2 separate regions of the Mus musculus genome follow, and region 2 is linked to region 1. The links are chromatin contacts, found by Hi-C or POLR2A ChIA-PET in ENCODE. All regions are on one chromosome and are shown on one strand. Each heading gives the region's core, a stretch centred on a gene start or an enhancer-like site at or near the end of the contact. The rest is flanking DNA. Distances are from core to core; before and after follow the strand shown. Region 1 holds the start of Tada1 (transcriptional adaptor 1). Region 2 holds the start of Pbx1 (pre B cell leukemia homeobox 1).

Region 1 (5,885 bases), core at 1,744-4,243:
TGCTTGAACCACAACTTCAGGTTGGCCCAGTATCTGCAGAAGGAGAAATGACATTAAAGCCACAGACTTCTGCTTCTGCCTCTGCCCCGGGGTTCACTCCCAGGGAAGACAAATTTATAATCCCCGGTGTCTTGGGCTGAGAAGCACTTGTGGCTCTGGGCCAAGCCTATATTAAAGATGGTTAGGAGGAGACCACGAGGTGACTCCTAAGCTAGTCTGTCTAGTCAGCAGCAAAGGAGGGGACAGATACTTCAGACTCTTGCAGAGGTCCCAGGAGAGCCTCAGAAGAAACCCACCCGTCCAGCATACTGGCCTAGGATTTACAACCCCCAGAGCTGTGAAAAGAGTAACTTCTGTGGTTTAAGCAACTCGCCTGTGGTGCCTAGCAAATGAACACACCAAAGAGGCAGAGGAGCAACAAGAAACATCCTTTCTCCCTAAAGGAGGACTCAGGGCAGACTTGGTGCAGACACACCTGTGCCTTTCCTTCTCTTGGCCGCCTTCTTAAAAGAACATGGCGGACTTACTCCTAAGCGTGAACGTTTTATGAGGAGGAGAGTGGTGACTAACACCTATTCCTGTGCCACGCTTCCGTTCAGATGAGCTCAAATCGGCAGAAATGCTGCCTTTCTAATCACTCGCCAGAAAGGAAGTATTCCTGGATATGAGTAACTGAAAGCCTGTGGTTTTAACATCTGGACCGCTGGACATATGGTAAACAATTCACACCATGCACTCTGTATACCCTTGTTTTACCTACCTCCCAGGATCCCATTTAAATGGTCATGATGAACAACGAAAAGCAAACTGCTTAAGAGGAAATGGCCAGAGACAAGCAAGCTTAACCAAGATGGCAGGTTTTAAAAATGAAGACCGGAAACAGAAATGCATTACAATCCCATCATTAACTGTGTCCCTGACACAAAGACTTGTGAATTTCACATGACAGATACATAAAATTTGGAATCAGCACCCATATTTGTGCAACATCACAGTCAGCTCTGGCCATTACAAATGGATCAAAGACTGCAAAGGTTTCTGTCATGCCTGAGTTTGCTAAGTGAGTCTGGAAGGAAGGCACAGTTACTCTGGCCAGAGTTAGAGTCATGGCCTTCACAAGTCATAGCCTGCAGATTTAGCTCCGTGTGAAACCATTCACTTCCAAAACCCTGTGAGCGTGGAAAAAGAGACAAGTCTCCCAATAGGCTTTTTAACCGTAAGCCTCACCAAACAGTATTATAAAAGTACACAACCATTCTAACGAAGCCAAAGGCTGCCATTTTTACCTATTTAAATTTAATTTAATTTCCTCCTTGCATCTCAGGTGGTCCTTCACCCATGGCGCTTGGTGTGACAGTCTTGAGGCAGGACTATCAAACTGAAAACATCACAAACGTAAAAAACGCAAAAGAGTCCCTCACCCCACTCAGCTTGCAGCCTCTTACCAGCTAACATCGAAAATTCCAACACAACTAACAATCTCTGTCTAAGGCCTCCCTCCTTCTCGCTTCCAGGCTGTAAAACCGCAGTTGTCTGGTCATCTGGACAGAGAAACCCCTTGTGCAACTTTAATGTCGCCTGGTTTTACTCTACCAGACTTTATAAGCTTGTCCACCTCATCAGCAAAAAGAGAAAAAAGAAAAAGAAACTTGTACAAAATTCTTGGGTGTAACAAGACAGCTGCCAAAACGCACAACTTGTGACTCTCCATTGAGAAGTCCACATCTGGGTATGTCTTATTTCCCTGGGCATCTCTTTTTAATTCCGGTGCTTAAAAATCTACAAATAATAATACTTATTATTTATTTATTTATTTATTTATTTAAAGCCTTTTAAAGAGGGGTTCCGACGAGGAGCTTGCACCTAAGCTTTTCTGACGGCCTTTCTATTAACACCACCTCTGCTTCACGGGCTGCTCTTGTCAATCATTTCAACTTCAGTGCCAGGAAATACGGGTTTGCCAGAATTGAAGTTCCCCCAAAAGATCGAGGCTCCTCCTCCGGCTGCCGCAGGCTACTGCTTATAGAGCTGTCACTCTGCCCCAGTCCCTGCTGACAGCCCGGCGGTGTGGGGAACGGGAGGACTTTCCAAGTAACCCCTGAAAAGCATCACACGGCGGGAACCAGAAGCCTCAGTCCCATCCTTGGGCAGTGACTTTGGGGGAATAAGTAATCTCTGTCTCTCGAGTACGAACTGTGCCGATCTCAGGTCTGAGGATTGGCTGGCCCGTGTGGAACACTGGGAAAGGCGTCCTACGGCCGGCTAGGCAGCCGCCCCCTTGGATGCTGTGGTTGTAAGGTGGGTGACCGACCGACTTCACTTGGGGTCTCTGTGCCTTCCGAACCCGCTTTCACAGCTCTTCTAGCTGGCCCCTGAGCAACGCGGGCCTCCGCCTCCGGGAAGCCCTCCGGGCCCCCCCACCCCGCCCCGGCGCGCCCCCCGCTCTACCGACTCCGGGGCGCCTAGGGCGCTGCTCCCGCCCCCACGCGGGTATCACCGGTGTCGGGACGCCCAGGAGAAAGTCCTCCAGCGCCTCGAGTCCCGGCGGAGCCCGCACGGGAGCCGTGGCGGCCGCGAGACGCCTACGGCCTCCGGGAGGTGAAGAGAGTCCAGGGACTACGGCAGCCCCGAGCTTGGGGCACACCCACGGACAGGCCCGGAGGCTGGTCCCCGCGGCTCTTACTGTTTCACGTTGTCCCCCAGCGCCTCGCTCAAGTTCTTCTTGGCTGCCTCCAGCTCGCTCACAAAGGTCGCCATTGCAGCGCGCGTCTTTCAGCCCGACCGTAGACCGCGCGGCCCACGGCCACCAGCAACCGAAAGATCAACGCGGCGGAAGGCCTGCGCGCCGGACGCTGGAGGCTCGACTCGACTCGATTCCACTCGGCTCGGCTCGGCTCGGTTCGGCTCGGCTCGGCTCGGTTCGGCTCGGCTCGGCTCGGCTCGGCTCCGCTCGGCTCGGCTCGGCTCCGCTCGGCTCGGCTCGGCTCGGCTCTGCTCGGCGGCCCCGCCCCCATCCGCTAGGGAGACGTTGCGTGGGTTTGGTTCTTGGCCCCGCCGTCTCGCAGTTGGGAAAGCACCCAGCCAAACTCCCTTCGCCAACTCCCGCCTCTTGGCTCACGTGACCCGCTTCCCCTGGTGGGCGCGTGCCCAACCTACGCCCGCCTGCCCGCCCGCGGCGGCCCCCGGGGCGCGAACTTGACCGCCCCGCCCGCCCTCCGGCCAGGCCCCGCCCTGACTGCAGGTCAGCTCTTCCCAGAAGGAAGAGCTCAGGTCCCCGAGTGCATGCAATATCTAATTTATCCTCTTGTCCTCATTTTTTTGCCAAGTGCTCACCACCTATTGTGACATTTAGTTGGTCGATCTCGTTTTCTGCCTCCTGCAACTAAAACGAGAGCTGCCTGAAGGCAGGATTTATGTTACTCAAGTTCTGAACATTCACTATTGACAGATCAAATAAAAATAATTCCCAAGCAGGACTACCAAAGGTCCTAGGGGAGGTAACAGGAGGAGTCTCAGCAGCTAGTTAGCCTGACCCACAGAGGAAAAGACGCAAAGAACCTCGTTTCAAGTCAAGGTCAAGTGGAAGGACCCACAAGCTAGCTTGTCCTCTCTCAAATTCCAAATTCACACTCGAATATGCACATATATACTACACTAGGAAGCCATAGCTGTGTTCAGCTTAAAACTTTTTAAAGCCTACTTTTAAAGTCTCTCTCTCTCTCTCTCTCTCTCTCTCTCTCTCTCTCTCTCTCTCTCTCTCTCTCGTTTTGACAGAGTGGCCTCTTAACTCACATAGATCCAACTGCCTCTAGTGCTGGCTGGGACTAAAGGCATGGGTCACCATGCCCAGCTTGTTTGTTCTTGAAATAGGGTCTCTCTTTGTAGCCCTGGCTATCTGACACCAGGCTATTATTTTGCCTTAATGTTCATGTTTGTTTGTTTGTTTTTTGAGACAGGGTTTCTCTGTATAGCCCTGGCTGTCCTGGAACTCACTTTGTAGAACAGGCTGGCCTTGAACTCAGAAATCCACCTGTCTCTGCCTCCCAAGTGCTGGGATTAAAGGCATGTGCCACCACTGCCCGGCTAATGTTCATACTTTTAATGACAGCATAATTTTTTAAAGATTTTGTTTTTAGGTAGATGTCGTTGTGAGTGAATTTACAGGTGGTTGTGAGCAGCGGGCCCTGTTAAATACTGCACAGATAAGATGCATACAATGACTTCTTTCCTGTCTATTAAACTGGGGTTTTCTCCTGTATTAAAAGAAATATTTTAACAAGCATCTTTATGCAGATTCTCCTCATTTGTAATTATTACTTTAGGACAGAATCCTGTAAGAGAATCATGGGATCGGGTGGCAGGAATCGTTATGAATGTCTCGTCCCTGTGGTCAAGCGCCTCCCAGTTTTTAAAATAATCCTCCCTATATTCAAAAGGAAGCCCCAGTTTAAACCCAGCAGCCTTCCGGGTGCTTGCAGAAGTGGTCAGGCTGCTCACTTTTCATCACGTGCATTTAACGGCCTCTGCTGCACACCTGATACCCAGTCCCTTCCAGTAGGGTGGGTGACTGGGGGCGGATAATATTACTCTTAAATATTGCCCACTTTCTGCAATTTATTTCCATAGGCCAACACAACAAAAAAGGAAGATACCCACTGGTTTATTTTTCATAGCAGCTTTTAATTTACTATTATTTATTCATTCATTTATTTATTTACATGCGTATGTGTGTAGGGACTCAAGGGTCACAGCCCACGTGTGAGGTCAAAGAACAAAGGACTCAGGTCTGCCCTTCTGCCACGTGTGTTCCAGCAAGTGAGCTCGTGATCAGGCTCGGTGAGGAGCACCATTACCACCGAGCCCTTTCACCACCTGATTTCATATAACTATTTTACTTGCATATTTATAAAAGCTTTGTCTCTGTTTATTTCTCAGTTTTCAGCATCTTAAACAGCATTGTTTTTGCTTTAGCATATTTTTTGGAAGAACACAACAAGAGATCTACCTGTAACAGATTTTGTAACTGTGTATCACTGTGTGTACAACAATGTATAAGAAGATCTCTAGAGTCTACTTAGTTACTTCCCATTTCTCCTTCTCCCAGCCCCTACTAACCTTTCACTCTATGAATTTGATTACTTTAAATTCCTCCTATGAATGAAATTGTGGCATACTTTTTTTAATGTTGTGTCTTTATTTCACATAGTATGTCCTCAAGATGCAACTGAACTGTGTTGTCACACTTTGTATTCATATATATGAATGACTTATATATGACATATATATATATATATACACACACACACACACACACACACACACACACACACACATAGGTTGTTCATCTGTCAACAGACTCTTAGGCTAGGCCACATCCTAACTACTGGGACTATTGTGTAGGCCAGGCCACACTGTAAAAATAACTTTTATTCATCTGATGCAGATGTCTGTGAGGCTGACTGCCTCTATCTGTAAGCCTAGTCCTGAAAGCTGCTAACCTAGGCCTAGAATATTTCAGCCTCTGAGGCTCACTGCTGACTGCGCTCACGCTTTCCAGCTCTTTATGAACTCTGGCTGGCTGGTTCAACTCAGCTGCTCTGGCTCCAGCTCTCCAAGCTGACTGATTCAATCTGGCTTCTTTCTCTTGGCCTCTCCTAGATTTCTCTGCTTGGCCTCATACTAACTGTGGCAATATGCTCTAATCTTTTGGCTTCTTTTCTGGTTCTTTTTATGTAGTTAAACCAATTTAAATGTATCCCCGTCAGGCTTACAAATGAGTGAGACTCCGACTACTGAGTCTTGGCTTTGAAAATCACTGGAGATAGCCCCTTACCTACTTTTCTGCTGGCCTGGCTACCTCCCCAGCAGTGTGCTCCAGACACTTG
Region 2 (5,309 bases), core at 2,151-4,650, 2.1 Mb before region 1:
GGTGGGATGACTCTGTGGCGCATTAGAATTAGGTTAGACGAAGAGAAAGCTGCTTTGTTACTTGGTAAAATTTTGATAGTGACTCACATCCGGAAAGCAGGACTCAGCAGGCCTCAGCTCCTCTGATGTTCAGCATGGTCACCAGAGTTATGAATTCTTCCAGCACACATTTATAGAACAGCGAGATTATAAGGAAAATATTGTCCAGATAAGAAAGGAATAAAAACTAGTATCCATCTTCTGTTATGCTTCATAAAGTTGAGAAATTGCACGTAGGATTTTTTTTTCCTCAGAACCTACTTTTATAACTTCCCTAATGTAAGCCTAGACATTTTATTTCACCTAAGGTGTTTTCTCCCTTTGACTTCCTTTATTTGCATTAAAAAATAAGGTCAGAAGGCAGGATATAGAGATGTTCACACAAAATCGTACAATCTAGTGACAGAACAGTTTCGTACGTTCAGTACAATCCATGTCCATACAACAAAACATCCACAGAAGGATGGACTAAATCCTAGCCAGTCACTGAGTGATGCTAGTCTGTACTTGTCTAGGAATTTAAGGAAGTTTGCTTCTTTACCATAGACTAGGAAGGTGTTTAAATTGGGTGTTAAACGAGTCAAATGAAGTGCTAATGTATCAGCCCCGGATACATTGTATCCACAGCTATAATTATGACTGTATCAATGCTGCACTATTCCACACTGGAAGCCATTTCCTTTATCTTTCTCCCTCACACCAAGTCGGCTCTCACAGTGGTACCATCCTGATACCATCTCAACCTTGTCCTTGCCTTCCGGTTTCTATTGCCTTTTGGCTGATGGGATTTAACCTGGTCTCCCCTTCTCAGACGATTTGTGCAGCCTGAGTCATTGACCTGCTAGTTTTGGACAACTGTATAACTAGCCATGCCTCCTGCTCCCATGCTTGAAGCAGTCACTCATGTGACCTCAGTTTTCCATGGGAGAAAGCACAACGCTGCCTGGGCAGTCACACCTCCTTAAAGTTAGTTCCACTGTGTCCACACCCTGAAGCCTCTGTGAACCCCGCCCGCCTTCCAGAACCAATCTGTCCTTCAAACTGCCTCAAAGCCCACTTGCGCTTACTCTAAGTGGATCTTCACTTTCTTTCATCTCTTCTGCAGTGTGTGCTTTTTCTAGTGTACCGATTATTTATATTGTAATTTATTTGGGCAACAGTATAGAGTCACAGTTTAAAGCATAAGAATTGAGACCAATGAGTTGTAGTGACCTAAGTACCTTGAACAGGAAAAATACCATGGTAAGCAATAAATATTAGTTATTTGTTCTATTAATATTGTACACATCCTTAATTCCCATAGCAAAATTGAGCCTCAATGATAATGATCTTATGGTATTACTGATACCTCTCTTAATACTTGACCTGGCAACACTTTATGAGATTCACGACTCAGAACCAATTGCTTCAAAACTGATTTCTTTATAGGCTCTGCTCCTACCTCATGTTGTAAGAGACAAGGGATTTATGTCTTGGCCCACATGGGCCGAGATTGACATGTGACTTAAGTACATAGTTTTACTCAACTTCTGATAAGTGTTGATTAAACCAAGAGTTTACAAGTTGAGATATGTGTGTGAATAAAGCCATTTTTATTAAGTAATATGGATTTGTCAGTACAGTTAATACGCATTATTGCATGCCCTTTTACCAGTGGTGCCAATGAGCATGCTAAGAGCTGCTTTGAAGTGCTTCCCTCAGGGCCCCTTATCTTGCCAAATGTTTGCATAATGATTGATGAAAAAGATAAAATTCTATTTGAGGATCTCCAAGTGCTTGGCTAGGTGGCTGCTTCCCATTCTGCTGATTGGTGCCACTGAGGCTGGCAGTGGCTCCTTTGGCACTATATCTACGCCAGAAAAGGGTTGATGGCTACACAGAAGAATAGTCCCAAGAAGTCCAGAATTTTTCTAAATGACGAGAGTGTTATTTTATCTTATGGGTATTCAGACCAAGTGCCCAATCAGGTTCTACTGTTGGTTGGAATAAAGGAAAATAAAGGTAAATGTGTGGATTTACCCCGGCTCTAACTCCTTATTGGCTTCTCTTAATTCATTTACTTCCTTTTACTTCTAATCCCAGCCTTCTTGTTTTAAGATCTGTTCTTCTAAGTCTTAAGTCTGTTTGCAAGCTAGACAAGCAACAGACATGCAAGTAACTTTTACCACATTCACATGGAGCTGTTAAGTGTGAGGCCTGCTAAGAATCCACCCAAACTTGGGTATGAATTCTAGCTTTGATACTTTATAACTATGGACTTTGAACAAATTCTTTAACCTTTTTGAGTTTCCTCTCTGTGAAATGAGAATAATAATCCATAATTCACAGAGATGTCTTGGGGATTAAATACAATAACTCAAGTAAATTACTTTGTGCATAGTAGGCATTCAATAAATGTCAGTTTCCTTCTTCTCCCTGTTATTAATGCTTATTAGACTATATTAAAAACTAGAACCAGACTGTGATAATGCAATCCCTTATTAAGTGTTTAAGCCAAATAACCAACTTCCCTCAGGGGGAAGAGAAATGTTGAATTCGGTTTTTTTGGTAAACTTATTTATTAGTATTTTTCTCGAGTTTTATTCCTCAAAGTCCACACTTCAGCTACTGTTTATGCCACAAAAATGACAATTTATATTCTCTTTGCTGGCATAGAGTTGAGGATTTGCAAATTATCCACTACCTAGACTTTGATCTATTATTCATTATCTTAGCAGCCCGATTTTATTTACTAACTACGTCATATAACAAAGTTTTGCTTTCAACAGTTTCCCTGAGGTCTAAGGATTTCAGAGAATCAAGTTTACTACCGCAGCGTCACCGCGTAGACGAACGAGGGGTGGGGCGGAGGGATCCACACCGTCTGTGTGCTTTCGTGTTAATTTTACAGTCTTGCGTTTAAGTGGAGCCACGTTTCCCTCAAGGACGGAGCCTAAGAGAAGCAGACAAGAGCTGAAGCTAAGGTCTCTCTGCGCCTTTAAGAACTGGAGACTGGGTCATAGCTCCGCCTCCTTCCCGGCCCACCTCTGAACTCTGATTGACAAGACTCCCGGGCTAGGAGGAGCTGAAGGAGGCCGAGGAGGAGACGCTGGGTGGAAAGTAGGGGGAGGAGGAGCCCACTTTCAGGACTAGCCAATCATAGAAGGGGGCGGGGCTCAAGAGCCCTCCTCCCTCCTCTGACCCCCGCCTCCTGGCCTCTCCGCTCCCTCCCCCCTTCCCTCGGCCCCCTCCCCTCTCCTCCTTCTCCTCCTCCTCCTCCTTCTCCTCCTCCTCCTCCTTCTCCTCCTCCACCTCCTCCTCCTCCTTCTCCTCCTCCTCCTCCTCCTCCTCTCAGGCTGTGGTTTTTCTGTATATGTTTCTGGAGTCCTGAGCCTGGGCTAAACAAAAGCAGGAGGCTGACGGGGCTGCTGGAGTTTGCAGAGACACGGAGGAGGAAAGAGCTTGGGCTTTGCCTGCCGCCACGGCTGGGGGTGATCTGGCTTCTGCTACAGCCCACCCCCTTTGAGATCACTCTGGCCCGGAGTGGGGGTGGGGGGCAGCGGGGGGTGGGGGGGAAAGTTTGCATTGCAATCCCCCTGCCTTCCTCTCCTTTCTCCCGATCAATGCATATTTGCAAAAGGATTAAGCCACAGATTTAAGCGCCGGGAGCCCATTTCTGCCTTGCAAAGGAGATCGGACTGAAAAACCCAAAGGCGGCTCTGATTTCTTTTCGCCAAGTGGGAAGGTGGTTTATTTTTCTTGCTTTTTTGGAGTCAACACCCTTCCCCACCAGCCCTTATCCCCACCCTCACCCCGCAACCCCTTCACGCCCCCCTCCCCCTCCCCATCCTCCCACCATCCTCTAAAGAGGCAAAGAGATTTTTTTTTTCCCCTTTTGGTCTTCTTCTTCTTTTTTTAAAACCCTGGTCCCTGTTTATCCTGAAAAGGATTTGAAGACAGCTTGAAGGATAAAAAGCCTCGGTGCTTCCCAGGCGCCGATCCGAGGAGCCGAAGAGGAAGAGCCGGGGCTGCCGGAGCCTTCAGAGATGGACGAGCAGCCGAGGCTGATGCATTCCCACGCTGGGGTCGGGATGGCCGGACACCCCGGCCTGTCCCAGCACTTGCAGGATGGGGCCGGAGGGACCGAGGGGGAGGGCGGGAGGAAGCAGGACATCGGGGACATTTTACAGCAAATTATGACCATCACAGACCAGAGTTTGGATGAAGCGCAGGCCAGGTGAGATGGAGGCTTTTCTTTGCCTTTCTTGTTTTTTTTTTTTTCCCTCCCTCTCGCAGGGGGAAACAATGGGAACCGAATCACCACAGCGCTTTCTTCTAAAATGTTGTTTCTTTTCTCATTTTGACAAACAACTCTATGGCGGAGGAGTAAAATTTAAAGAAGCGTTGTTATCGAAAGTGTGATCGCCCGTGCTGAGATATGGCTGTGTGTAGATAGATGTTGTGCGAGTGTGTCTGTTAGAGGTATTTGTATGAATGCACAAAAACACGCAGCCACGCCGAAAATACTGCCAACTAATCCGAAAGCGGCCCTCGGCACTTTTTTACAGCTTTAAAAAAGTGTATGAAGGAGGCAGAATTGTCAAGTTCCGAGCCGCATTCCATGCCTTCGGTAGTTGAGGGACTTCGGAACATGACAAAATAAAAAAAAATGTCCCAAGAACACTTTATTTGCAGATCCCGCTGACTCCTAAGCTAATTCAGCAAGTTTGATTTTTTTTTCTTCTTCACTTACCCTTCCGTAATAATAATAATAATAATAATAATAATTATTTGGTCTTTTTTTCCTCACTCCCCACTCAAAATAAACAAACAAACAAACACAAAAAGCAAGGTAGCTCTGTGTTAGTAGATGTCAGATACTAAGAAAATACCTTGCCATCACTCCATTCTGTTTTTAGAAAAAGGAAATGGGAAGAAAGGAAAGACAATTTTGCTTTTGAGGGCTGTTTGTTAGTTTTAAGAGACTCCGATTTTTAGTTTAACTTTATTGTCTCTTATTTGACTTGCTGTTCTCACAGGACAGAGGCGCCTATGTGTGGTCCTTTATAAAGGGGTGGGAACAAATACCAACCATATTTTCTACCCCATGCCTCTTCCAGGATCACTAAGAGTACTCCTAAATTGAAATGGAAACTGGTGGCTTCATTTGTATTTCAGTAGGGCAGGGTATGAAGAAACATAATTATGAAACTGGGACTTCCTTAACTGAACCACCACCAGGTATACATAGTTCTCCACTTTAGGATTTTTTACAGCAAGTCCTCTTTCAA

What was found. A loop is a pair of places that touch in the nucleus more often than their neighbours do. ChIA-PET counts read pairs that join two places held with the same protein, here RNA polymerase II (POLR2A).
Region 2: a map of heart shows a loop between it and region 1 (10-fold over the local background). The contact joins the promoter of Pbx1 here to the promoter of Tada1 in region 1. A Hi-C loop is called at or near these places in 1 of 37 maps with a recorded cell type or tissue (heart). POLR2A ChIA-PET finds 5 or more read pairs at or near these places in 1 of 5 experiments (Patski).

The regions. Positions count from the first base shown.
Region 1 is chr1:166,376,275-166,382,159 of GRCm38, reverse strand. Tada1 (transcriptional adaptor 1) reads right to left here and starts at 2,993. Exons shown (of 8, transcript NM_030245.3): 1 at 2,684-2,993; 2 at 1-33. The coding sequence starts at 2,757.
Region 2 is chr1:168,430,260-168,435,568 of GRCm38, reverse strand. Pbx1 (pre B cell leukemia homeobox 1) reads left to right here and starts at 3,400. Exons shown (of 9, transcript NM_183355.3): 1 at 3,400-4,255. The coding sequence starts at 4,065.